Linked DNA regions of Homo sapiens: all the other regions are linked to region 1. The links are chromatin loops, found by intact Hi-C in ENCODE. Cell type or tissue: OCI-LY7. All regions are shown on one strand.

Region 1 (5,000 bases):
ACCCATGGACCCGCTGGGCTGCATAGCTGGCGCTACCATGAACAAACACTGCTGCATGTGGCGCGGGCCCTGCCGCAGCCGTGGTCAGCTCCCTCTTATGTGCCCATGAGAAACAAAGTGCTGGGGGCCTGCTGGGTCCCACAAGAACTGGAAAGTCACCTGGCAGCTTTTCTGTCAGGCATATCTTCAGCCTTCTTCCCCCAAAGACTGGCTCCTCTGCTCATCGCTTGAGGCCACCAGCCTCAAGTCTGCATGACTTTGTCTTGACTCCCACTAGTAACGGACACAATCTTTCAGTGAGAGACCCAATTTCCTATGAGAGAGAATCTGATTTCCCAAGATTTAGTCGTGTCCACCATGCCCATAAAGCTGCTTCCTGGAAGAGATGAGTGTATTGATAAAAGCACAGTGGTCTGATTATGTCCCTCAGCCAAAGCTGCAGATGCGGGCAGATGATTTTACAAAAGCATGAAGGCTCCAAGACAATAATTAATGATTAACCACTTCAGTATCCTATTCTATTCATCCACAGCTAGTCGTTGATGTCACTAGTGCGGATACTGTAACAATCGTGTCTCATCTCAGGGCATGCTACATTTGATTTCAAAATTTTCAATATTTTCTATTTCTGATTTCAGGTGTGGTGCCACATTTACATGATGAGATAAATAGAAGATTACTTTACAGAATTATTTTAGAATGTTTCACATGGTTTTCAATAACTAAGGAACACCGTGATATCATCATTAGTGTTTGCTACATCAAGTGAAGGCATAGGCAGTAACACACATGCCTCGTCCAAAAAGAAATCAAAAGGGCTATTATTCTTCATGGGCCCATTTAATTTCCACTTTAACTTCTCCCAAAGACAACAATCAGCAATTTTATCACCTACTGGAGAAAGGTATTCCAGGGCCTCAGGGCTCATCAAAATGAATGTGTTTTCTATAACATCTAGTAGTTATTGACTCCTATACGCTAAGACATGTCGATAAACACAGGCCACCATTTTCTCTGTGCTATTTTAACTACTACCATTTTTGCATTTCAGCACAAGAGCTGCTCTTAGTCAGAAAATGCCAGATGGTACTGAGGAATCAGACTCATACTATTCCAGAGCAATGTCATCTGCAGAAGAGAGCCAGTAGCTAATTGACAGAGGTGCCCTTGTTGTTTTTATGGAAGTCAAGATGTCCTACTTCTATCACTAGACCTGTCCTTCTATAATTGGCTTGGGTCTCAAGCTCTCTTTGGAACTTTATTCTAGGTAGGATCTTGCCTCTTCAATTCTGTCTTCCGATATAACTCTACAGTTCCTTCTTCTTCTTCAAATGGTTTTTCTTTACTTCTCTAGCTTTGAGAAATCCATCCTTCTCTTCCTCAAAGTTATTTTAGTTTTTCTTTTCTTCACCAATCTTTGGGTAACTATTGTTTGTTATTAGAAATATCTTTTTAAAAAATGTATCTATTTTCTATCTTTACAGCCAACTGATATTTCCAGACAGCTAAATATTTTGCTTCTTTCTCTCCACTTTGGAGCTTCCATGGTGGTTTTCCCTTAGTGGGTGTCTAATTAATAGTTGTTGGTGAAGAGATTGCTGTCCTGAGACTTGCTGTATCCTGATCAGATCAGAAGAACAGTCCTATAGGGCATGATAAAATCAGGAATTAAATAGTGAAGTTTAGCCCAAACCAAGACACCATACGGTATCTTGGAGTAGATTTCCCCAGAAAATTGTTAGTTACTCAATAATTCACAGTTACAGAATGAGTCACAGAAGATATGGCCAGGAAATTCTTTTTTACATGTCATTCCAAAGTTAGCTTGTGAGTGCGGCCCAAGTCCAGTGATTTCCAATTATCTGTCTTTGGATGGATTTGCTATCACAGAGTCATGTATGAAATATTTGATTTCTGCATCCACCTTTCCAGGTCGGAATATCATAGCAATATGTGGAAATTTAGCAAAACAGAGGTAATTCTTTTTAAATTTTTTTTTATTTTTTAGAAATGTACTGGGGCAACTGTAACAGAAGTGATTCTGATAATCGTTTGAGAATGATTGTTCTAGGATAGTAGTTTTCAAAGTGTGGTTCCCAGACCGGTGCATCAATATCACCTGAGAGCTTGTTAGAAATGTAAAGTCTAGGGCCTAAAACGACTAACCAGAAACTCAGGGGTGGCCCAGCAGGTGTTCTCTGCTCCAGATGATTCTGAAACATGTGAGAATCACTGTTCTAGGGACATCTTATCATTATAAGAATCTATTATTTGTAGGGAAACTTTTTGGATAAAAATTTGTCTGATTGTTTACAAATATGTGACACTGCCAACAATTTGCGATCTTCTCATTTAACAGATTTTTTACTAAGTGTTCCTATATGCCAGATATTATGCTAGGAAATAGCATAATAGGAATAGAATGATTTATGGAAATGAAGAGACAAGTAAGTCTCAATATTCTGCCTTAAGGAGGCCTTAGACTCAAATGGGATATGCCATGTGAACAAATATGATTCGGTGCTATAAAATGTATGTATAAAAGGTTAATTCTGTTATGACAGATGTGGTCCAAGGAAGACTTTTGGGTTCTGCCCCAGTTCTGAACCCTGAGAATTACATGTAGAAGTTAGATAGGTGTTGAAATACCCACTTAAGACTTTAAACGACTTAAGCAAGTTTGAAGAATGAAACTTGGAACTTCTGGCCTTTGCAGTCCTCCTGTCCATGTGAAGACCTGCGGTTTACTGCAAGAGAGTAACTGAGTCTGCAGAGTGAATATTCACCTAGCCAGAGGTGTGACTACAGCCGGCCTCCCCATGGCAAGTGCAAAACAGCCCAGAAGAAGGAGGTCCCATGAAACCATGAGCTCTAGCATGGCTGTCCACCGGAGCAAGGGGGCGCCCTAATGCTGTATATTCTTGCCTTGTACCTCAGGAGCACTGAGTTAGGGGAGAAAGAGGTATTCCCTCCTGGGAATGACGTCTAAGTCCTTCCTCTTTAAGGAAAACACGTGGAACTAAGTAGTTAAGTGCCCTCTACCAAAAGCCAGGAGTTTGTAGGCAGATGAGCAGAAGGAGGGAGCATTTCATGTGGAGGGAAGGGCACAAGCAAAGATCCTGGGGCCTCAAATAACAAGGAAAATTTATAGAAGGTTGGTGTGGGGTTTGGTTGTTTAATTTTTCAGTTTTTATCTTCAGTTAGGGTCAGCAGACTAAATTACTTTAAACATTAGAAAAGGAATTTCACTGATTTTAAAACAGAAAAATGGGGCCGGACGCAGTGGCTCATGCCTGTAATCCCAGTACTTTGGGAGGCCGAGGCAGGTGGATCATTTGACATCAGGAGTTTGAGACCAGCCTGGCCAACATACTGAAACCACCCTGTCTCTACTAAAAATACAAAAAATAGCTGGGCGGGAGTGGCATGCGCCTGTAACCCCAACTACTCAGGAGGATGAGGCAGGAGACTTGCTTGAACCTGGCAGGCGGAAGTTGTGGTGAGCCGAGATCACACCACTGCACTCCATTCTGGGTGACAGAGTGAGATCTTGTCTCAAAAAAAAAAAAAAAAAAAAAAACCAACCAAACAAAAATAAACAAAAAACAAAAACAGAGAAAAAATTGAAAAGATATACTTGACCAGTAATTAGAGACTATAATAAAAGAAAATGAAATCATATTATAGGGTTTTATATTTACTTTATTTACATTTTATATTATTTACTTATAGCTGTACATTATTTATATTTATATCTTTTATTAAGAACTGGAAAAATATGGAAATGCATTCTCTACAATGTTAACAATGAGTACTTTGAAATGTGAATCTGTTGTTAGTATTATTATTATAATTTCAGAGAGAGGGTCTTGCTGGTTGCCCAGGCTGGAGTACAGTGGCACTACCATAGCGCACTGTAGCCTTGAACTCCTGGGTTCAAGCTATCCTCCTGCTTCAGCCTCTAAGTAGTTTGGACTATAGGCGAAATTATCGACAGCTTGAATCTTCTTTGCTTTGTGATTTTCCTTGTTTTTTCAGTTTTGGGAAGTGGCCATGTATTGCTTATACAATTAGGAAAAAAATGACAGTAGATCTTATTTATGAGGCAGAGCTGCACACTTGTCCAATGAATGGCCATGGATGATCTGTTCATTTTGCCTGTCTTAGTCATCAGTCTGGATGATGATACAAACACAAATGGCTGTGGCCATCATTAGTCGTCGTGAAATGGATGTAGCAGTTATGATTTGAGGAGGTTCATTTGCTGAATATACAGCCAATCTCAGCCTTTATTACCACTTTATCTTTTTTTGTAAATTTGTTTTTTTAATTAAAGAAATAGATTCAATTTGAAAATTGAGTTCTAAACAAAGTAGTTTTATCAACTATTTCTAAACATTCTATTGACTATTTTGGAATTGTTAAAAACAACATATTTCCTTTTTAAAGGTTCTTTGGCAAGAAAGTGGTTTAAATTCTTTATTTATTCTCCTTTTATGGATCGATTTACTTTTATATAGTTCATGAAAACAATCTAAATGTTTTTGTTTGTTTGTTTTGCTGAAATGCATCATAAAAGTGAAATCTCTAGTGGCAAACCTCGAATAAGTATTTTCCCCTTCTATCCTGCCCTTGCTTGTATTTTCTGAATTCATTTCTTTTTTTTCCAGAAATTTGGGGGATGCATGCAACTTTTCCCTTGTCTGAAGTGATAACTCTGCATTCATTCTTGACCACCATTAATCATGCATAGCTGTGCTCACTGAGGCAATGTTTTTGAGCCAATGGATGAACAAGATCTCATTAGCACTGGTTTCCATGGTTTATCGCTCATGGCCAATGTCACACAGAATTTTCAACCAGGATGGGAACGCCCAGCAGCTGGATGTCCAGCTGCCAATTCATCAATTTGAGAAGTGAGTCTGTTTCCGTCTAAGTTGTTGCATGCAAGGCATGGGGGGCTGATTCTGTGCCCACAGTGACTTCCTCCACCGTTTCTT
Region 2 (5,000 bases), 270 kb after region 1:
GGAACTCTTTTCACTGGGCACAACATATAGAAGGCAATGGCAGCCATAGCTTGCGCCATGCATAGCCTGGAGTAGACAAACCTAAATGAACTTTCTTCCTTCTCACTTCTCACGGACTCATTTAGGTGAATGCCAAAGATGACGAAGGTGTCCTCGTTGGATCCTGGGACAATATCTATGCCTATGGCGTCCCCCCATCGGCCTGGACTGGAAGCGTTGACATTCTATTGGAATACCGGAGCTCTGAGAATCCAGTCCGGTATGGCCAATGCTGGGTTTTTGCTGGTGTCTTTAACACATGTAAGTATCCAACTGAGTAATTTCTTTTTAATATAAAGGAAACTTCACTCTAAGACATTTTTTCTATAACCTAACAAAGAGACATAGCAGCCCCTGTTGACACTATAGAATTTATGGGTGAGCCATTCTGGGATGTAGTCAATGCATAATTAAATTGTAGTGGGCCAAATATGCTCATAGTTTCTCTTTGACTGCAGAATCTTTATAGAAAGAATGATAGACTATATCCTGTGTAATCCATCACTTAACACCCGAAGAAATAGAGGGTTACAGTAAAAATATAGAGAAAAAAGCCATTTTCTTTTCAGCCACCACATTTTAAAAAAACTAAAACAGTTAAAACTAAAATAATAAATAACAAAAGATATATATTGCTTATTTATCATTGAGAAGTTGTATAAATATGCGTATTTATTTATTATTGAGAATTTTATAAATATATACACTTAATTTTTATCCCAGTTATGGAAGGTATTATAGCAGGTGGTCTCATATTCATTTTTCCACATTTCTCAATGCCCCTGAGCAATTAGAGATCAGAACATAATGAACAATCTTTCCCTCTCCAGTTTCCCCTCTGGTTTTTAATCCACCCAACATCCAATCTGTAGAGGAAAGCATATGAGAACAGAATTATTCTCTTCAGTGTCATGCATCATTTTTCAGAGGCATTTGCCTCTCTAGACCCAGACGATATTACAATTAATTCAGTGAATATTTTTAAAAATACATTTATTTCAGTATGTCTTCATCACTGGTAATGATTTTCATTCACAAGTCATTTCTACAGCCTTGGAGAAACATTAAGCTCAAGTTGGGGTGTCCTTTCTGCCTGCTCATTAATAAAGAATTTTTACCTAGCTAACATTTTTTAAATCAAAAACAAAGGGAGGGGTTGGAGGCTGGAGGGAGGTCATTTAAAAAAATGATTACAAAACCTATTTGTTTTAGCTCAAAGTCTCAACAGTCTAAGACTTGGTGATCTAAATTTAAAAAAAAAAAGTCATGAGTTTTGTTTTGTTTTATTTTCCCATAGTATCAAACAGGATAAGATTATTTTCTTAGCCATTTAAATATAACCCAGGGAAGAAGGAATACATATTTCTTGGGAGCAATGAAAATCAAAAGTATAGTCCCCTAGAAGCACTGGTCTCTGAAGTTCCAGATAGAAGCCGGAACTTCATGGTAGGTTAAAGGTTGGAGGTCATCCCATCCCTCGAGGCTCCCAAACCAAGACAAGGTAAAAGATGCCCAACAGAGGCAACCACTCTTGTGAAATGATTTTAGAAGACAGAAAGGACCCAAGTTCTCCCCATGCCTACAATTTCACTATCCCAGTGTAATTCCTTCCGGCTCACAACAAGATAAAATAGTGAACACCTTACATCCGTTCGTGTCTTTGGCATAAAAAGGTTATCCAATCTATGCCTGAAAACAGGCTTTGGCGGTAAATCAAGAAAAGGCAGAAACACACAGTGGGGAAGTCACAACGAGAGTAAACCTGAAGATGGAAATTGGGGGAAGGAGGAACAGGTGCCCTAAAGTCAAGCCTCACTTTCTTGAAATTATGAGTAAGGCAGAGTCTTGACCAAGTCGTGTCTGGGATAATGTGAATTAGTGTTCAGCCAGAAACAGAATGAGAGTGGCAATCGTTTTATTGATAAGACCCTGGGTGAACAGGGCTGAAAATCAAGAAAGGAAAATGGGAACGGGAGGCCCGTGGCAGCTGCCACTGTTGTTTGGGGCATTAAGATCAAGTCCTTTAAGGAGGGGGACCCTTGAATCTCTACCAGACTCCAGTTTGGACTTCCAAGGTTGTTCTGTTGAAGGAGGTGGGTAGTCTTTGGTTAAAAATGCTAAACTATTCTGAAGGAGAAAATAAAAAGGCAAGCCAAGTCATTAATCTTAAAATTGTCAGCTGAATTATTTTCAATGAGCCCTGATGTCTGGTGTCCTGGGAGGCAGGGAGGGCATTTGGATTAAGTTTAATCAGTAGGTACATATGGCAAGAAAGGTATTCAGATAATTTGTTATCTATTAAAATGAACTAAAATGAATCTGTGGTGTCACCCACCAATGCATGTCACAGGAGCAAATTCTGGCCAAGACAGCAAATTCCACCAAGGACCTACTCTGTAAATTCCTAACTTCCTATTAGTGGGTTTTTAAAATTGTATTTTCGGGAACATAGTCCCATTCATGGGACTAAAATAATACTACGTTGATGATCAAACGCTTAGAAACGAAACAATTAGAACCCTGTTGGGATTCTACTCTAGTTGGCTTCACCTGACACCAGCTGCAATTCTGAAGGATCACACAGCAAGATTTCTCTCTACCGCCCCCATGGGGTTGAATGACCACCCTTTTCCAGCATGGAACATTTGAGAATAACATGTCCAAAGGGCTTTTCATGTTGGGTCAGGAAGAAAGTCCCCTACAAGAAGGGTTTTTTCACTCTGTGTTTATTAAATGCTGGTGATGTGTTTAGCTGTGGTCTGTCCTTTCCTGTAGTTTTACGATGCCTTGGAATACCAGCAAGAATTGTTACCAATTATTTCTCTGCCCATGATAATGATGCCAATTTGCAAATGGACATCTTCCTGGAAGAAGATGGGAACGTGAATTCCAAACTCACCAAGGATTCAGTGTGGTGAGTTTGATTGACAATGGCATTGGCTGATGTCACATTATAGTAATGTTACACATTTACCACAAGATAGACTCAATCTGATGTTTCTGTTCTATTTTGAGGACCATTCAACAGCACAGGCAGAAAACTCTGATTGTCAAAGAATGTTCTAGCAAATGATTAGAAATGTTACTGAAGAGACAGTTTGGGTTCCTAGTGATAAAAATCAATCATTCCTTATAATAGCAACCACCAAAAAAAGGTCATAGTTTTAGCTGCTGCATATGCCTATACTAGTTCCTCTCTACCTTGATATATTAATATTACAGTTAATAGCAGAAGTATTGGAGCCAAGCGTTCTCTGGGTCAGTGCCCTGGGACTAATAGAGCTAACATTTATTTAGTATTTACTATGCATCGGTCTTGGTGTATGCATGATCTTATCCAGTTCTTTTTAGTTGTATCAGGTGGATGTTATTAATATCGCCATTTACAAATGAGGAAACTGAGGCCCAAAAAGGCTTGCTCACGGTCATACATCTGTTGAGCTGGGAATAAACCCAAATGCTTCTGACCATTAACCACAACCTTTTAAATGACTTCAGCAGTATAGGTTTTCTTTTCGAATGTAAAGATGAGATTCTCCTTGATTATATTGTCACCTTTCATTGAGATATAGAAATGGGAGTAAAGCTGAAATTGTTCCCCAAAACCAGCTGTGGGGTTCTCTCACTGCCCTGAACAGCTTTGTTACAAGCTGGCTAGAGGGAACTTAAGATCCCAGGGAAATTCCATTTTTCCTTGAGACCCCCTAAGTCCAAATCAATACACTAAGAAGAAACGAAAAAAATCCTAAGAGTTTAAGTAGGAAGAATTTTTATCAAGGTCTGTGTGGGAGGAAATTGGGGCATAAGTTCCTCTGTGGTCAGGCATTGAGCTAGGTAGAACTTCTAAGCCAAAAATGAGTCTCATGCACAAATAATAAAGCTAAAACACTTTCTGTTATACAAGCATCCAAATGGGGATGGTAGGAAGTTACAAGTTCATTTTAAGCAAAACTAAAAGTTAGAAGTGCCTGAACTTCATGTTACAGGAATGGATCACAGTTGTAGCAGCAGTATTAACTCACCAGTAGGGGCACACATTCATTGGAGAATGTTGAAATGAAATTGCTGAATGAGTAGCAAAGTGCTACCATGAATTAAAAATAGTTCGGTTCATTGGAAGGGAATGAGCTGAGCCATAGTAAGCTGGAGGGCACGTGTAAGACAAAACCTTGTCTCTGTAAATTGAACAGAAATTTAAAGAACACTTTAAGCCTGCAGAATTATAATATAGCAGCCCTGCATGTATATGGGATGACAAAACAGACCAAAATAGTCACCCCAAAAACTCATTGCAATTGTTAAAAATGACAAAAAGATAGTTATTTGGCATTCTCCATATCTCTTCCTTAAAAACACACAGACACACACACACACACACAGACAGACACACAGACACACACACACAGCCTTTGTAGCTAAGTGCAGTTCAAAGTTATCTTTCCCAGCTCCTTGATTCAGGTACCTCCCATCATCAAATAAGTCCCTATGAGGCACTCCTACAAATAACCCCACAGGCCCTAAACAGAGTTAATACAAAATAGCGAAGGTAGATCTTGCCCTTGGTAACCCTGTCCTCATTCAGGTCCCTGCTCCAAATTACTTCCCCTTTTCCTGACACCATTTGTTCCTTTGGTGCCTTACTCAAATATCCCATCACCCTGAGACTGTTCTTCCTGGCCTGGGACCCTCACCCACCCTCCACTGCAGACCACTGCCCGAGACTCCTCTTCCCTTCCTTTGCCTGGCTTGTAGTAGGTTTTCAACGCATGATGCCTGATCAGATGCTCTGACTGACTGCGGGGCTGAGACCAGCACAACTCAGGACGTGCCCAGACCATGAAGCACAGGGATTAAAGGGCTCAGTGGGATCTGAGGCCAAGACTTGGCTCTGCTACTGCCCAAGCTGTGTGACTTTGGGCAAGGCACAACCTCTCTGTGCCTCTTTTCTCCTCTAAAGTGGA
Region 3 (5,000 bases), 88 kb after region 1:
CTCAGTAAAAATGTATACTGTTGAGCAAGAAACCTTTAAATGGCCTTTTTCTTTTTTGCCCCCTCCTAAAAGATTTCCTAATCCAGCCAGCCTCTGATGAATGTCTGGGGCTACATTTTCTTTTCTCTTCCAAACATCCCTTCTATTTCTTTTAAGTTCTGCCGAAATCATCACTACCCATGAGTTGGGCAGGGGTGCCTGTGCTGCCTGTGCTGCCTGTGCCACCTTTTCACAGACACAAACTTCCCAATCTGTAAATTAGGCCACGGCAGAAGAAAATTCACTTTGGAAGCTGCTTCCATGTGCCCAGTTTTCTTCAGTACTGTAGGACAAATTCCATCACACTGACCTTTGGGGATCGGTATGCATGTTTTTCATTGGTCATTGCTGGAATTTGGTTTTCACATGGATTTTAAATATTTTTTATTTATTTTGTTGGTTTTGCAATGTGTGGCCAGAGGGCTTTGACCTTCAAATTTTTATGAGAGCTTCCCAAAGAGCATAACAACAAGGAAAGTCTTGACCCTGTTGATTCAATCTGAATCAAGTGACTTCTAGATGCAAGGCACAGGGCACAGTGCCAGGATGAAGTGCCCAGTGAATGCAGACCTGGTTCTTGCCCTCAGGAGCAGTGTGGAGACATCCGCTTATGGAGGAATCACACAAATGAATGCAAAACCACATCTGAAATGCCCAGTGCAAAGGGGAGGGGCCAGGTGCTATGAGAACTTGCAATACAGGAGCTGACCCAGTGAGGGAGGTCCCAGGTCCCTTCTCTCCGAGAAGGTGATGACGAAATGTAGTTCTCACCTGAAATAAAGTAGCAGGGAACCGTGGTGGGCAGGGCTGCGGAGCAGAGGAGGGGATTTGTGCTAAAGGAAACAGCAGCAGTGCTGGGGAGGCATGAAAGGGTCCAGGATCGGGAAAAGCGTGTGAGTGCTCATGATATGCCAACAAATAGGAGCAACAAAACAATGGGAATGATTAACATAGAATCTGGGATCAGAGGTGTTGGTGGTGGTGAGGAATGATGTGGGGGGTGCAATCTGAGAGGGGAACACAGGGGCTTCAGCCATATTGTAAAAATTGTTGTTTTAAGCAGGGGAGTGTAGTAGGCAGTTAATTTTAATACTCTTTATATGTTTTGTCTATCCAAAATATTTAATATATTTTTTAAAAAACGCCAGCAAGTCTGAAGAGAAAAGGAGAGTGAGTAGCAGAGAAATGAAGCTGGAGGGCTAGAATAGATATCAATTAGAATATACAGTCTTGCATCACTCAATGACAGGGATATGTTCTGAGAAATCCATTATTAGGTGATTTCATTATTGTGCGAACATCACAGAGTGCCTTCACACACGCCTAGATGGTATAGCCTACTACACACCTAGGGCATATGGTAGAGCCTATTGCTCCTCAGCTACAAACTTTTACAGGAGGTTACTGTACTGAATACTGTAGGCAATTGTAACACAATTATAAGTATTTGTATCTCTAAACATATCTAAACATAGAAAACGTACAATGAAAATATGGTATTATAATCTTATGGGACCACTGTCATGTATGTAGCCTGTCACTGCTTGCAATACCATGGAGTAGCACATGACTGTATATAGTCCTGCTTAACTCAATTAAAATAGTGTGATGGCTGTTTTCACTTAGAGTTGGAGAGGCACAATTATTGCTTATGTAATACTTTTAACGAAGAGCTTTTAACATGTATCTATTCTATCAAAGAGCGGTCGTGGTGTTATCCTGTTGTTGAGCATAGACTGTCAGTCCCTGATCTGCATGGTGTGTGGGACAATAAAAACAGCTCTGCTACCCTGCAAAACCATGTTCATAATCATTACGATTGCTTTGTGGTTTTTCAATTTTTTTCCATAATATGAAAAACGCTCTTACTATGGGTATAAATATACAGAAAACCGAAAAATATAGTAAAACTAATATTTATTTAGTGCAGTCTAATTTAAGTCATTAGAAACATGGAGCATTCAGGAGTTTTATTTTTTGTAAAAAACTTACCAAGAGTAGTTTGAAGAGTGCTTGCCTTCTTTTTGTCATAAACCTTACTCTATGGAGCAAACATAGTTTCTATGCCTTGGCAGAATGTCACACTCCTTTCTAAGTTTGGATCAGCTTCCAACATTTTATCCTTTGAACTTTCAATGCCATGAAACATCTTTCAATTCCTTCAATATGATTTTTTTTTTTTTGCTGATGTGTCTTTCTCTCAGACATCTTACCTTAACTTTCAATCTTTTCCTTGTTGCTGCCTTCCTAATTCTTGTGTATAAATTCACCTTCCTTAAGTTCCTCTGGCTGCCTATCTAGAGTCTTTCCAATAGACACAAGGTTCACATCTCCACAGTCAGCTGTTTTTCCTATAACTCCATTTACTTTCAATGTGAATTTCACTTTCACCATTATCATTTTTGTTTTTTACTAGACTGTCATGTTTATTAACTAATTCCCTCTTTTGAGTATTCATTTTTATAAAACGTCATGTATGTTTACCACTGGGAGCCAAGGAGGCAACACAACCACAGCTTTTCTGTCTGTGCATCAACTGATAACAGATGCACAGTGACCAGTCACTGGGGGAATGTGAAGGAAGTGATGTAGTTGGTCTCTGATCATGATGTACATCTGTTATTGCGTGGTGATCTGTGGATTGAAGAGCTAACAGTGAAGTTTGTACTTCATGCATTTACTCAGAGTTAGTGTACTGTGGTAACGGAAATTGGAACTATGTTGTTGGGGGGAACTGGTGGTAACTGTGGTAACTGAAATTCATGCATGAGAGAACTTTGCAAAGTGTAGACAGCTTGTATCTACACATGAGCCAGAAAGAATCATTCAGTTTGGAGAGAGCAGAGCAGAACAGAGCAAAGCTCTGAGGAAATGAAATGCAGGACAGTTTAGGTGAGAAGGAGGGAAAAACTGGAACGTCAGGTTCCCAATAGTGAAATGCAACACAGGAAACAGTACCAGCTTCATGTTTGGAGAACTTAGAAAGTGGAGGATGGGAGGCAGAGATAAACAGATGCCTGTTGAAGGAAGAAGACTCTCAAGGGAAAAGCAGAGGATAACCAAGACCAGATGCTCTTGCTTTAATGTTTTGCTAGGTTGGCCAAGCGACTATCAATGCTTACATGGAGAATATCTGATTCATTTTGTGTTTCTCTCTCTTTTTACCCCCTGCCCCCTGACACATGATGAATGTTTTCTCTTATGATGCAAAAGAAGAAAGTATTATAAGAAGCTTAGCATCTTCAAACAAGTGTGTTTGAATGCCCGCTGTTAGGTATTTGTGCATATTTCCACATGAAGTTTATATGTGGCACTTGCCCACTGCAACGAAAGCTTGCCAAACAGAGTCATTCCTACAATGCTGCCAAGAGCTTGGGATTCACTGCAGGAGAGTGATGGCAAGTATCTGGATGAGAGTCAGTGAAGAGGTTTGGAAGATGTTAGAGAGAATTGAGAGACCATATGAAGTACTTTGTCCTGCCAATGCAATGAGTTCTAAAGTAATCCTCTCTTTAGGTTGATGGGGAACTTTGGCTTTGTCATTTTTTTTTTCTTTTTTGACATTGTAGACCAGTCAAGATCTTTCAGCAGCTCCTCTCACTTTGGAAAGAGCTTTGCCTGGAGGCCTCTTTTGTATGTTTCTCCAACTGTTCACAACAAATGATGACACAATGTTTTAGGAACAGAGAGAAAACAGTGTATGAGAAATCAGAATGGAGCCAAAGCCAGCAACCTAAGTGTATTCAGGACATAGGAAAATAAGCGCTGGGATACAGGTGAAAGATCCTGGCCTTTGAAACATGCTGTCTTCAGCATTTCTTGGAAATGGCTGTTGTTTAGATACAAAGTCACCATAATATTTTGGCATGAAGAAAGTCTCTGCAGATCTCATGTTAGTATCCTTTATGGGGTAGCTGATTAATTTGGAGAAATGTCATCTAGTTTGGGTGAGGTACAAAACATGATTTGTAATTTTCTTATTTTGGCTCCTCAAATCTGCAGCCTAATTGTGCAATAAACTCAATAAAATTGGATATGTTTTTAGTCTTGAAAATAAAACAGATTCAGCTCTCACTTCATTCCTGAGCAGGCCTTGGGAATAAACTGAACCATTTTCAGAGTTTTGAGAATGGAACTTCTTTTCATGAACCCCAAAGCCTTTGAAGTAATTTTAGAATTTTTAACTTAGGATATTTCTGCTACTCTGAGGTTCCAGTGAATTTATTTTTAGTTTTAAGAAAAGTAAAATTAAGTCATGAAATTTGAGTCCATTTATAAACAGAATAAAAAATCACCCCCCTTAATGTGGGGATTGTACCTTTCAGTTCTCACTTGGAGGCTTTTCTCCTCTATTCATGTATTTATGGCAGTAAGATTGAGCCCTTTTGTTAAGAAAATATTCCCCACTATTTGAGAACTCTAAAATAGAACAAATCCTTAAAGCAAACAGAAAAGAAGATCTTGACCATATTATCTTTGGTTTTTGTTGGTGACTTTATAGTGATTTTAATTTAGAGTTGGCTTCTGAAAAACATGACTTAAATTCCACTATGGTGAAAGAAATGACAGGAATGTGTCTTCTGCAGAGAAATAGGTATTTCAATCTTTATCTTTCTTAACATTCACCAAAGAAGAGTAGGTTGGTATTATTATTATCACTGTTATTGCTATTTTGCTGATAAGATCAATACTGAAATTTGAGAAATAAAGTATACTTTTCAGTGGGGTTTGTCTGCTTTCAGTAATGATGAGCAAGACAATTTGAAGAAACCCTATTGTTGAGAACAAGTAAAAACAGTTAGATGAAATAGGAATTAAAAAAAAAAACAAAAAAACATTTACAACTTTTGCTGTGAGAGTATTTGCTGATCCAGAGACAACAGTGGAAAAACTGAAGTGAGATTTTGGCAGAATCCCAGGACAAGGGGAACAAGAGTCAAAGTCCACCGAACGTGAAAAAT
Region 4 (5,000 bases), 390 kb after region 1:
AGGAGCAACTATAAGGCAAATAAGTTGAAAGATTTAGAAGAATGGATAAATTCCTGGACATATGCAACCTACCAAGATTCAACCACAAAAAAATCCAAAGCCTTTTTTACAAAGGTGCCATGAACATACACTGGGGAAAATACTCTTCAATAAGTGATGCTGGGAAAACTGAATATCCATATGCAGAAGAATGAAACTAGACCCCTATATCTTGCCATATACAAAAATCAAATCAAAATGGATTAAAGACTTAAATCTGAGACCTCAAACAATGAAACTACTACAAGAAAACCTTGGGGAAGCTCTCCAGGACATAGGTCTAGGCAAAAAGCAACCAAAGCAAAAATGGACAAGTGGGATTACGTCAAGTTAAAAAGCTTCAGCACAGCAAAAGATACAATTAACAAAGTGAAGAGACAACTCACAGAATGGGAGAAAATATTTGCAAACTACCCATACGACAATGGAATAATAACCAGAATATATAAGGAGCTCAAACGACTCTATAGGACAAATTGAATAATCCAATCAAAAGATGAACTAAAAATTTGAATAGACGTTGCTCAAAAGGAGACAGACAAATGACAAACAGGCATACGGAAAGGTGCTCTTATCATTGATCATCAGGGAAATTCAAACCAAACTACAATGAGATATCATCTCACCTGAGTTAAAAGAGCTTATATCCAAAAGATAGGAAAAAACAAATGCTGGTGAGAATGTGGAGAAGAGAAAACTCTTGTACACTGGTGGGAATATAAATTAGTACAACCCTCATGGAGCACGGTTTGGAGTTTCCCCAAAAAACTAAAAACTGAGCTACTGATCCAGCAATCCTACTGCTGGGTATATATCCAAAAGAAAGGAAATCAGTATATCAAAGATATATCTGCACTTCTATATTTGTTGCAGCACTATTTACAATACATAAGGTTTGGAAACAATCTAAGTGTACACAACACATGAATGGTTAAAGAAAATGCGGTACTTATACGCAATGGAGTCCTAGTCAGCCATAAAAAAGGATAAGATTCTGTCAAATGCAACAACATGGAAGAAACTGGAGGTCATTATGTTAAGTGAAATAAGCCAGGCACAGAAAGACAAACATTGCATGTTTTCTCTTATTTCTGGGTCCCAAAAATCAAAACAACTGAACTCAGGGACATAGAGAGTAGAATAATGGTTACCAGAAGGTGGAAAGGATAGTAGGAGAGTGGGGAGAAAGTGAGGATTGTTAATGGATACCAAAAAAATAGAAAGAATGAATAAGACCTAGTATTTAATAGCGCAACAGGGTGACTATAGTCTATAATAATTTAATCTTACATTGTAAAATAACTAAAAGAGTATGAATGGACTTTTTGTATCAAAAAATGCTGAGGAAATGGATACCTCATTTTACATGATGTGATTATTATGCATTGCTTGCCTGTACAAAACATCTCATGTACCACAAAATTATATACACCTAGTATGTACTCACAAAAATTAAAACAAAAAAATTTTAAATAGTCTTAAATTATCTAAACTTCAACCTTACTAAGCTGTAAAAAAGACTACATCTAAAGTACGAAGAGGAAGGAAACAATAAAGATCAGAAACTAAATTAAGAGGCAGTGGCCAAGATGGCTGACTAGAAGCCCCTAGTGTGTGCCACTTTCACAGAGAGAAATAGAAGGGGCAAGTAAATACAGCACCTTTAAATTAAACACTCAGGTACATGCATTGCATTTGGGCTTCATCAAGAAAACAACTTAACCCATGGAGAAAGGAGTAAAGCAAGGCAGAACAATTGCCCAACTGGGAGTAACACAGAGCTAGGGGAGACTCCCCACCCCAGAGCAACAGTCCCAGTCCTCACTTCTCCAACCTGGGACTCCAGCACAACCACCCTGCCCCCTACTGACCACTTCAATCAGAGGCAGCCCAACAGTTAAAGGAACACTTACAAACAGAGATGAGAAAGAATCAATATAACTCTAGCAACTCAAATGGCCACACTGTCTTATGTATCTAAATGACTGCACTAGTTCTACAACAAGGTTTCTTAACCAGGCTGAGTTGGCTGAAATGAAAGAAATAGAATTTAGAATATGGACAGGGACAAAGATTATCAAGATTTAGGAGAATGGGAAAACCCAATCTAAGGAAACCAAGAATCACAATAAAATTATATGGGAGCTAACAGACAAAATGGCCAGTATACAAAATAACCTAATTGATCTAATAGAGCTGAAAAACAAACTACAAGGATTTTACAAAGCAATTGCAAGTATGAACAGGAGAGTAGATTAAACTTAGGAAAAATTCTCAGAAATTGAAGACTGGCTTTCTGAAATAGTCAGAAAAACAGCAAAGAAGATTTAAAAGGAATGAACAAAACTTCCAAGAAGTATGCAATTATATGAAGAAGCCAAATCTTTGAATCATTGCCATCCCTGAAAGGGACAGGGAGAAAGTAAACAACTTGGAAAACATATCTCAGGATATCATCCATGAAAACTTCTCCAGCATCAGTAGAGAGGCCAATAGTCAAATTCAGGAAACCCCTGCAAGATTCTACACAAGAAGGCCACCCTCAAGATACATAATACTCAGATTTTCCAAAGCTGAAATGGAAGAAAGAATGTTAAAGCCAGCTAGAGAGAAAGGTCAAGTTCCCAACAAAGGAAACCCCATCAGGTTAATGTTGGACCTCTCAGCAGAAACCCTACAAGCCAGAAGAGATTGGGGGCCTATATTCAACAATCTTAAAGAAAAAAATCTTCAACCAAGAATTTCATATCTAGCCAAACTGAACTTCTTCAGAGAAGTAGAAATAAGAAATTTTTCAGATAAGCAAATGCTGAGAGAGTTAATTACAACAACACCTGCCATACAAGAGATCTCAAAAGGGGCACTAAATGTAGAAAGACTTACAAGCCAATGCAAAAACACACTTAAGTACACAGGTCAGTGTAAAGCAACCACACAAACAAGCCAGCATAGTAACCAGCTAACAACACAATGACAGGAAAAAATCCACACATATCAATACTAACCTTGAATGTAAGTGGGCTAAATGCCCCATTTAAAAGGCACAGAGTAGGCCAGTCACGGTGGCTGACGCCCGTAATCCCAGCACTTTGGGAGGCTGAGGTGGGTGGATCACTTGAGATCAGGAGTTTGAGACCAGCCTGGCCAACATGATGAAACCCCTTCTATACTAAAAATATAAAAATTAGCTGGATGTGTTTGTACACGCCTGTAATCGCAGCTACTCGGGAGGCTGAGTCAGGAAAATCACTTAATCCTGGAAAGCAGAGGTTGCAGTGAGCCGAGATCGCACCACTACACTCCAGCCTGCGTGACAGACCAAGACTCCGTCTCAAAAAATAAATAAATAAAAGGCACAGAGTAGCAAGCTGTATAAATAAGCAAGACCCAATGGTATGCTGTCTTTAAGAGACAAATCTCACACACAATGACACCGATAGGTTCAAAATAAAGGAATGGAGGTACCAAGCAAATGGAAATCAGAAACAAAAGCAGGGGTTGCTGCCTAATTTCAGACAAAACAAACTTTAAATCAACAAAAATCAAAAACGACAAAAAAGGGCATTACATAATGATAAAAGGTTCAATGCAACAAGAAGAGCTAACTATCCTAAATATATACACAACCAACACGGAAGCATCCAGATTCATAAAACAAGTTCTTAGATACTTACAAAAAGACTTAGACTCCCACACAATAATAGTGGAAGACTTCAACATTCCATTGACAGTACTAGATAGACCACTGAGGTGGAAAATTAACAAAGTTGTTCAGCACCTGAACTCAACATTGAACCAAATGGATCTGATAGGCCTCCACAGAATTCTCCACTCAAATACAAAAGAATATATACATTCTTCTTATTGCTGCATGGCACATACTCTAAAATCAACCACATAATCGGATATAAAACAATCCTTAGCAAACGCAAAATAACTGAAATCATATAAAACACACTCTCAGGCCACAGCACAATAGAAATAGAAATTAAGACTAAAAAAAGTTGCTCAAAACCATGCAATTACATGAAAATTAAAGAACCTCCTTCTGAATGACTTTTGGTTAAATAATGAAATTAAGGTAGGAATCAAAAAGTTTTTTGCAACTAATAAGAACAAAGATACAGTATACCAGAATCTCTGGGATACAGCTAAAGCAGTGGTAAGGAGGAAAATTTGTAGCACTAAATGCCCACATCAAAAAGTTAGAAAGATTTCAAATTAACAACCTAACATCACAACTAGAAAAATTAAAGAAGCAAGAGCAATCCAACTCCAAAACTTGCAGAAGACAAGAAATAACCAAAATCAGAACTGAGGGAGATTGGGACATGAAGAAACCACTGAAAAGATCAACAAATTTAGCAGTTTGTTTTTTGAAAACATTAATAAGATAGATAGGCCACTAGCTACATTAACAAAGAAGAAAAGAGAGAAGATCCAAATAACTGCAAGAAGAAATGACTAAGGAGATGTTCTCACTGACCCTACAGAAATACAAATAACCATCAGAGACTTCTATGAACAGCTCTATGCACACAAACTAGAAAACCTGGAAGAGATGGATAAATTTCTGGGCACATACACCCTTCCAAGACTGAATGAGGCAGAATTGATTTCCTGAACATACCAGTAATGAACCCTGAAATTGAATCAGTAATAAATATCCTCCCAATCAAAAAAAAAAAAAAAAAAGTCGAGGACCAGATGCATTCACAGCTGAATTCTTCCAGACGTACAAAGAAGAGTTGGTACAATTCCTGCTGAAACTATTACAAAAATTGAGGTGGAAGAACTCCTCCCCAACTTATTCTATGAGGCCAGCATCATCCTGATATCAAAACTTGGCAGAAACACAACAAAAAAAGAAAACTTTGGTCCAATATCGTTGATGAACATTTATGCATAAATCTTCACCAAAATATTTGCAAACCAAATCCAGCAGCACCTCAACAAGCTAA
Region 5 (5,000 bases), 440 kb after region 1:
CTACCCCCATAAAAATTAAACTTTTATTAAAAAACAAATAATAAATGATACAAAGAAAATGTTAATTTTGTTAGGTGCAAATAATGGCATTGCAGACATAAGAAAGTTAATATTTTTAAAAGGTGCATACTGAAGTATGTAAAGATGAACTGGCATGAGAAATGGGATTTGCTTTAAAATATTTCAGCAAAAAAAATGAAGGGATAGAAACAAGTATTGCAAAATTGTGATACTTGTTAAATCTGGGTGACCAGAATATGAAGGTTTATTCTATCACTCTATTTTTGTGTGTGTTTGAAATTTTTCATAGTAATTTTCTTTAATTCCAACCCCACTTCTCTTCCAAGAAGCGTCTCAGTTGCCATTTAATCAGATGTCAATAGATTCCCAGACAAGGCTTGCTTACCTAGGTTAAGTTCCATTCATCTCCTTGTCTAGCCTAGCCAAGACCCAACACAAAAAAATAACATTTAAACAAACACACTGCTCCCTAAATCTTTGCTTACCTTATTATGATAAGTTTACTGAGGAGTAATTCATGAGGTACATTGATTGTTTTTCAGAAAGGTAAAACCAGGTGCATTCCATCCAGTGACAGACAAGGTGCCATTTTCACCACACCTTTGCCAATGTGGGTTTGTCATTTCTTTTTATAAAACCTCTTATAGGTGCAGTGCAGAAAGATAAACAGGATTCAACTTGTCCCAACCAAGGGGAAAGGATGTCCAAGACAGCAGAACAGCCTCAGCAAGGCACAGAGGTGGGAAAATGTGTGATTTATTTAGTTCTATGTGACCAATTCATTCATTTAATACATATTTGCCCAGAGCCTCTATAATTAAAATAATTTAGTGAGATTAGCAGTTAAAGATGTGTTAGTAGCTAATTGAGCCTTTCTTCCTGATAAAGTAAGAAGAAATGAAGGGGAATTGCTTTTTTTTAAAAAAAAGGTAACATGAAAGGAGGCATGAAAATGATTCTTCTGCAGACTTTCTGGACTATCTGCAATCTTGTGGAGGCCAGCCTCCATCTTCTCCCCTACTTCCAGGCCTTCAACACTGCACTCTGATTACCAAAACTTTAGAACTATATCGAGACCGATGACATCCAACACGTTCCTTTTATCTTGTTACCCTTTCAAAAAGTGTCATGGTTTAAAGCCCTTAGTGCAGCAGCAGATTCTCTAACAGGAATTAATAAGCTCTTCTAGAAGAATTAAAAAAGCAAGCTCCCTTTTAATAGAGGCAGAGAAGGACGCATTCACTTTCCAGTTGGGCTGAATTTCCAAAAACTTCAATAATTAGATCCCATTCTCCACAAGTCATCATGTTTATCATGGGGAGAGTAATGCCTGTTCCAGGTTAATTGGACAGAAACGATGTTCCTCTTCTGTAGTCACTGTAGTCAAATTATCCCTGCATTGCAAAGCCTTATTGCTCTGTGTTAGGTTTAAAGCCGGATTTCTCAACTCTAACTGCTTTGCTGTGTTTAATACTCGGGTTGCTCCGATTTGCTCGTCTGCGGGCGTACTTGAACATGAAGGATTGGGAAGGAGGAACAGCAAGCAATCACCGAGGCCAGGAGCCCGAGCCAGGGCGGGAAGGGGTTTTCCCACAGCAACATCGCACTAGGAGGCTTTCTAGAGGGCGGTTTGAAATCCACGGACCTCGTGGGGAGCTGAAGCAGGACCTCCGCGCGCAGGAGCAGGTTTCCGGGCACTACACACCCAGGCTCATGGTAGGCGCCCGCAGCCCAGGACGCTGAAACTCCAGCCCCACGCCGCGAGCTGACCTTCCTGGGCGACGCCAGCTGGGTGCTTGGGGCAGGCACAACGGAAAACAACTTAAAATCAGAATTCTGGATTCTGGGATTTGAGCTATCAAAGTCATTTTCAAGAAATTCATATTCTTCCTAGAGAGGGGAAAATGCAGTAATACCCCCTTAAAAGCCAGAGTCTTCAAAAATGTTGCTTTTTCAATGTTGCTTTTCAAAAAAATAACCCCTGCTTTGCTTATTCCACACGTGTGTTGATACAGACGGATAAATATATAACAATGGATACTTGATTCACATGTAAGTGCGCTATCACACATAATCTCTCATCGTTTCGGATTATTACAATCTCTCATCCTTTGAGGAAGATAAAAGGTAAATTTCCAAAGGAGTTTTAAATAGGCAAATGGGCTATACGGCGTTATAGTAATATATTGTAATATAGGGCATGTATAATACTATGTAATACACAGACAAATGTATGCATAAGGACAGAGATACAGTGCCCTCTACTGGATCAAAGTGAACTTGATGAACCTTGCCTTTGAAAGAGTTAGTTTAACAGCCCTTCAAGAGGCTATCAACACCAGAATATAAGCCTTAAAGCTAGATGATTCTTCACATCAGGTGATTCTTCTTTGGTTTGCACTAGCAGCAAGCAAAACGCTCTTACGTTGTTTTCCAATCATCCATGTTTAACAGGATTATTCAAACTGACTCCACAAATATTCTATCAGTAAAGGGACATTTGACTGATGAATTTGTTGGAGCCATCTAAGCAATCCAGACTCCGCAGTTCCCAAACTGAAAACAAACTTTCTGCATTGTGTGCTATCTGAGCGAATCAGATGTAATTTTAAAAAACAGACAGACAGGAGTTCAAGCATAGTATCCATGCTCAAAAAGTTGAGCAATTCAAGACATTAGGCAAATTGAGAAGTATTGTTTTAAAAGCAGCATGACAGCGATGACTTAAATAATACAGAAATTATCATCCTGAATAATTTGTTCTTAAGTAATACAAAAACTCCATACGAAATACACATATGCTCCTAAATAAGCTGGTAAACAAAGCTCTATGTGGATTCCCAAAATTTTGGAATAGGGATTCTGTGGTATAGAAAATGATGATTTTAAATGATAGGAAAAGGCAATTTAAAAATATTAATAGTTTCTAAAACTCCACCCACTTCAGTGTAATGGGTATGTGCCACTGAGGGACAGCTGGACACCTGGAAAATGGCTACCATTGCACTGTAAGAGTCCTCTCCGCGTAGCACTAAAAATGTCAGTGTTTCATTTTACTAAGGAGACTTTGCCTTTCCCTTGTGTTGATCTGCATCTCATCTCCTGGCCACTAAGTACAAAGACCCACTATGTTAACCTTCCACACATTTTCAGAAACCGGACAGAGCTTATTATAGAAGTGCCGACACAGCCAAAGTAAGCCAGTTGGGAAATCAGATGCCTGTCTCCTTGATGCAGGAAATTCAAAGAGAAGATGTCAGGTTGATCGCAATCTCATCCCAACCTCTGCTGCAAAGAAGCATGGAAGAGGAATTTTCTAGAGCCTCTCAGCCATCCCTATAATTAGCATGGAAATTTGTGAATCATTCCTGGCAGAAGAAACATGGCTGGAGGTGAGGCCCACCCCCTCTGTCCGGGTTTCCCAGGGGAGGCTCAGGTAGTAATATGGTACATTTTCGCTCTACAGCTCAACCATTGTGTGAAAATGTTGACTCTCCCACGGAGCTCACTCCTGTCCAAGGTAGAATACAGTGAGGAAAGGCCACCAAGCCCTCCCTGGGCAGCGGTTCTCACAGCGTAGTAAATACGGGGGCCCCCTATGAGCTGTGGAAAATCTGGAGTCCACACCTGCTCCTGAAATTCTGGTTCAGCGGGTCTGGGAAAGAGCCCAAGAATCTGCATTTTAACAAGCCGCTAGCATCATCTGGTGCAGATGATCCATGGACCACACTTTAGAAACTGCCTGAAGAAGTGAAGAAGCATATTTGGCCAAATACTCTGACATCTTAAGACCTTCTCTTTATGAGCATCCATCTTCTAATGAGATCCTCATGGAATAAAAACTCCTTTGTACTGATTTCTGTCCTTGCCTAAATAGTATTATAATGAACGTAGCTATAACTTTGAAATTCAACCAGATGACAGGATACAGGACCTTCTGCCAGTGCAGACACCCCCAGGACACTTTGTGATCCCAGGCTAGCCCCTGCCATGCTTTTTATTTTCTCCATTGCTCTAGGATTGGATTTTCTGCTCCTGTCTTAAACGGACCTTCATTGATTCTTTGTGGCCAGACTCTTCTCCCTGCAGCACTGCAGAATATGCAGTCTCATTGCTTTCCCACACCTAGCCTGTCTCAAGAAGTGCACAAGACATTTGAGGGTTTCCTTGAAGCTTTATTATAAACAATGAGGAAGAGACAAGAGGAAAATAAATATGAACAGATAATTAAAGAGAAATATCACAGTCTTATGCAAAAGTTACTCCCAAATTCCAGTTTCCCTTTTAGCAGCTATGGACTCTATAGTAATAATGCCTATTTTATTGATTCTCTCCATGTTTATTTTCTTCCTTCTTTCCTTCCTTTCTTTTTCTTCCCTCTCTTTCTCCCTCACACAGACTTGCACTGGGCATAACACATAGTGGGCCTGATGGTAGAATCCACAAACAGTCAGCAGTGAGTTAAAGTTCTACAAAGCACCAAAGAATGGAGGCTTCCAGGTGAGATTTCACTAAGAGCTAGTATTAGAAGAGTCTGGGAGAAGAGTAGATTGAGCACATTGTGGGGAAAATGAATTCCCAACAGCAGAGAGAACCGCCACATACAAACCACGAGAAATCAAACATGTCACATTCTGGGAACCCAGTAGTTCAGCAGAGTTGGAACACAGAGTGCATTGGAAAATGCTGGAAATTACACTGGAATGGTAGGTCGGGTCAGCTCCTGAAGGGCCACATGGACTCCAGTAATGAGTGGGGATTTAGACGATAAACCATATGACTTTTCATAGCCTACACAGTTGGCACTTTTATAAATCTAATAATTTAAGGTCCATGCAAATGAGGGAGGAGGCAGGGTTAGTAATAACCATTACAGGATAGGAGGCATAAACCTGGGCTGTCTTGGGAGAAAGCAGATGACCACTCTATCCATAGGGTGTTGAGGCTTGGGTGATGAGGTTCCTTGATTCATATCTTCC

Evidence for each region. A loop is a pair of places that touch in the nucleus more often than their neighbours do. Peaks named below come from ENCODE experiments on the same cell type or tissue, not always from the same donor. Only the 100,000 strongest peaks of a DNase experiment are listed, where the experiment ranks them.
Region 2: it touches region 1 in a loop (10-fold over the local background); 9 of 110 quality-filtered maps call a loop at or near these places.
Region 3: a loop joins it to region 1, with 6 times the contacts of the local background. A loop is called at or near these places in 3 of 110 quality-filtered maps.
Region 4: a loop joins it to region 1, with 12 times the contacts of the local background. A loop is called at or near these places in 3 of 110 quality-filtered maps.
Region 5: it touches region 1 in a loop (8-fold over the local background); 37 of 110 quality-filtered maps call a loop at or near these places.

Annotation. Positions count from the first base shown.
Region 1 is chr6:6,492,809-6,497,808 of GRCh38, reverse strand. The region is part of intron 3 of LY86-AS1 (LY86 antisense RNA 1); the gene reads left to right. Among named protein-coding and RNA genes, the nearest start is that of LY86, 93 kb to the left of the region's middle. In OCI-LY7, CTCF peaks have their summits at 2,695 and 2,901; DNase peaks (open chromatin) are centred at 2,888 and 3,468; H3K27ac peaks cover 663 bases.
Region 2 is chr6:6,219,986-6,224,985 of GRCh38, reverse strand. F13A1 (coagulation factor XIII A chain) reads left to right here. Exons shown (of 15, transcript NM_000129.4): 7 at 126-300; 8 at 2,815-2,953. Among named protein-coding and RNA genes, the nearest start is that of MIR7853, 53 kb to the right of the region's middle. In OCI-LY7, CTCF peaks have their summits at 2,453, 2,657, 3,837 and 4,048; DNase peaks (open chromatin) are centred at 2,625 and 4,055.
Region 3 is chr6:6,405,264-6,410,263 of GRCh38, reverse strand. All of the region lies in intron 4 of LY86-AS1 (LY86 antisense RNA 1), which reads left to right. Among named protein-coding and RNA genes, the nearest start is that of F13A1, 87 kb to the right of the region's middle. In OCI-LY7, no CTCF peak of the experiment used is centred here; DNase peaks (open chromatin) are centred at 705, 2,723 and 3,093; H3K4me3 peaks cover 2,802 bases; H3K27ac peaks cover 3,770 bases.
Region 4 is chr6:6,102,728-6,107,727 of GRCh38, reverse strand. No RefSeq gene overlaps it. Among named protein-coding and RNA genes, the nearest start is that of MIR5683, 64 kb to the left of the region's middle. In OCI-LY7, CTCF peaks have their summits at 1,690 and 1,893 (motif pointing left); a DNase peak (open chromatin) is centred at 1,887.
Region 5 is chr6:6,054,928-6,059,927 of GRCh38, reverse strand. No RefSeq gene overlaps it. Among named protein-coding and RNA genes, the nearest start is that of NRN1, 51 kb to the right of the region's middle. In OCI-LY7, CTCF peaks have their summits at 2,080 and 2,280 (motif pointing left); a DNase peak (open chromatin) is centred at 2,287.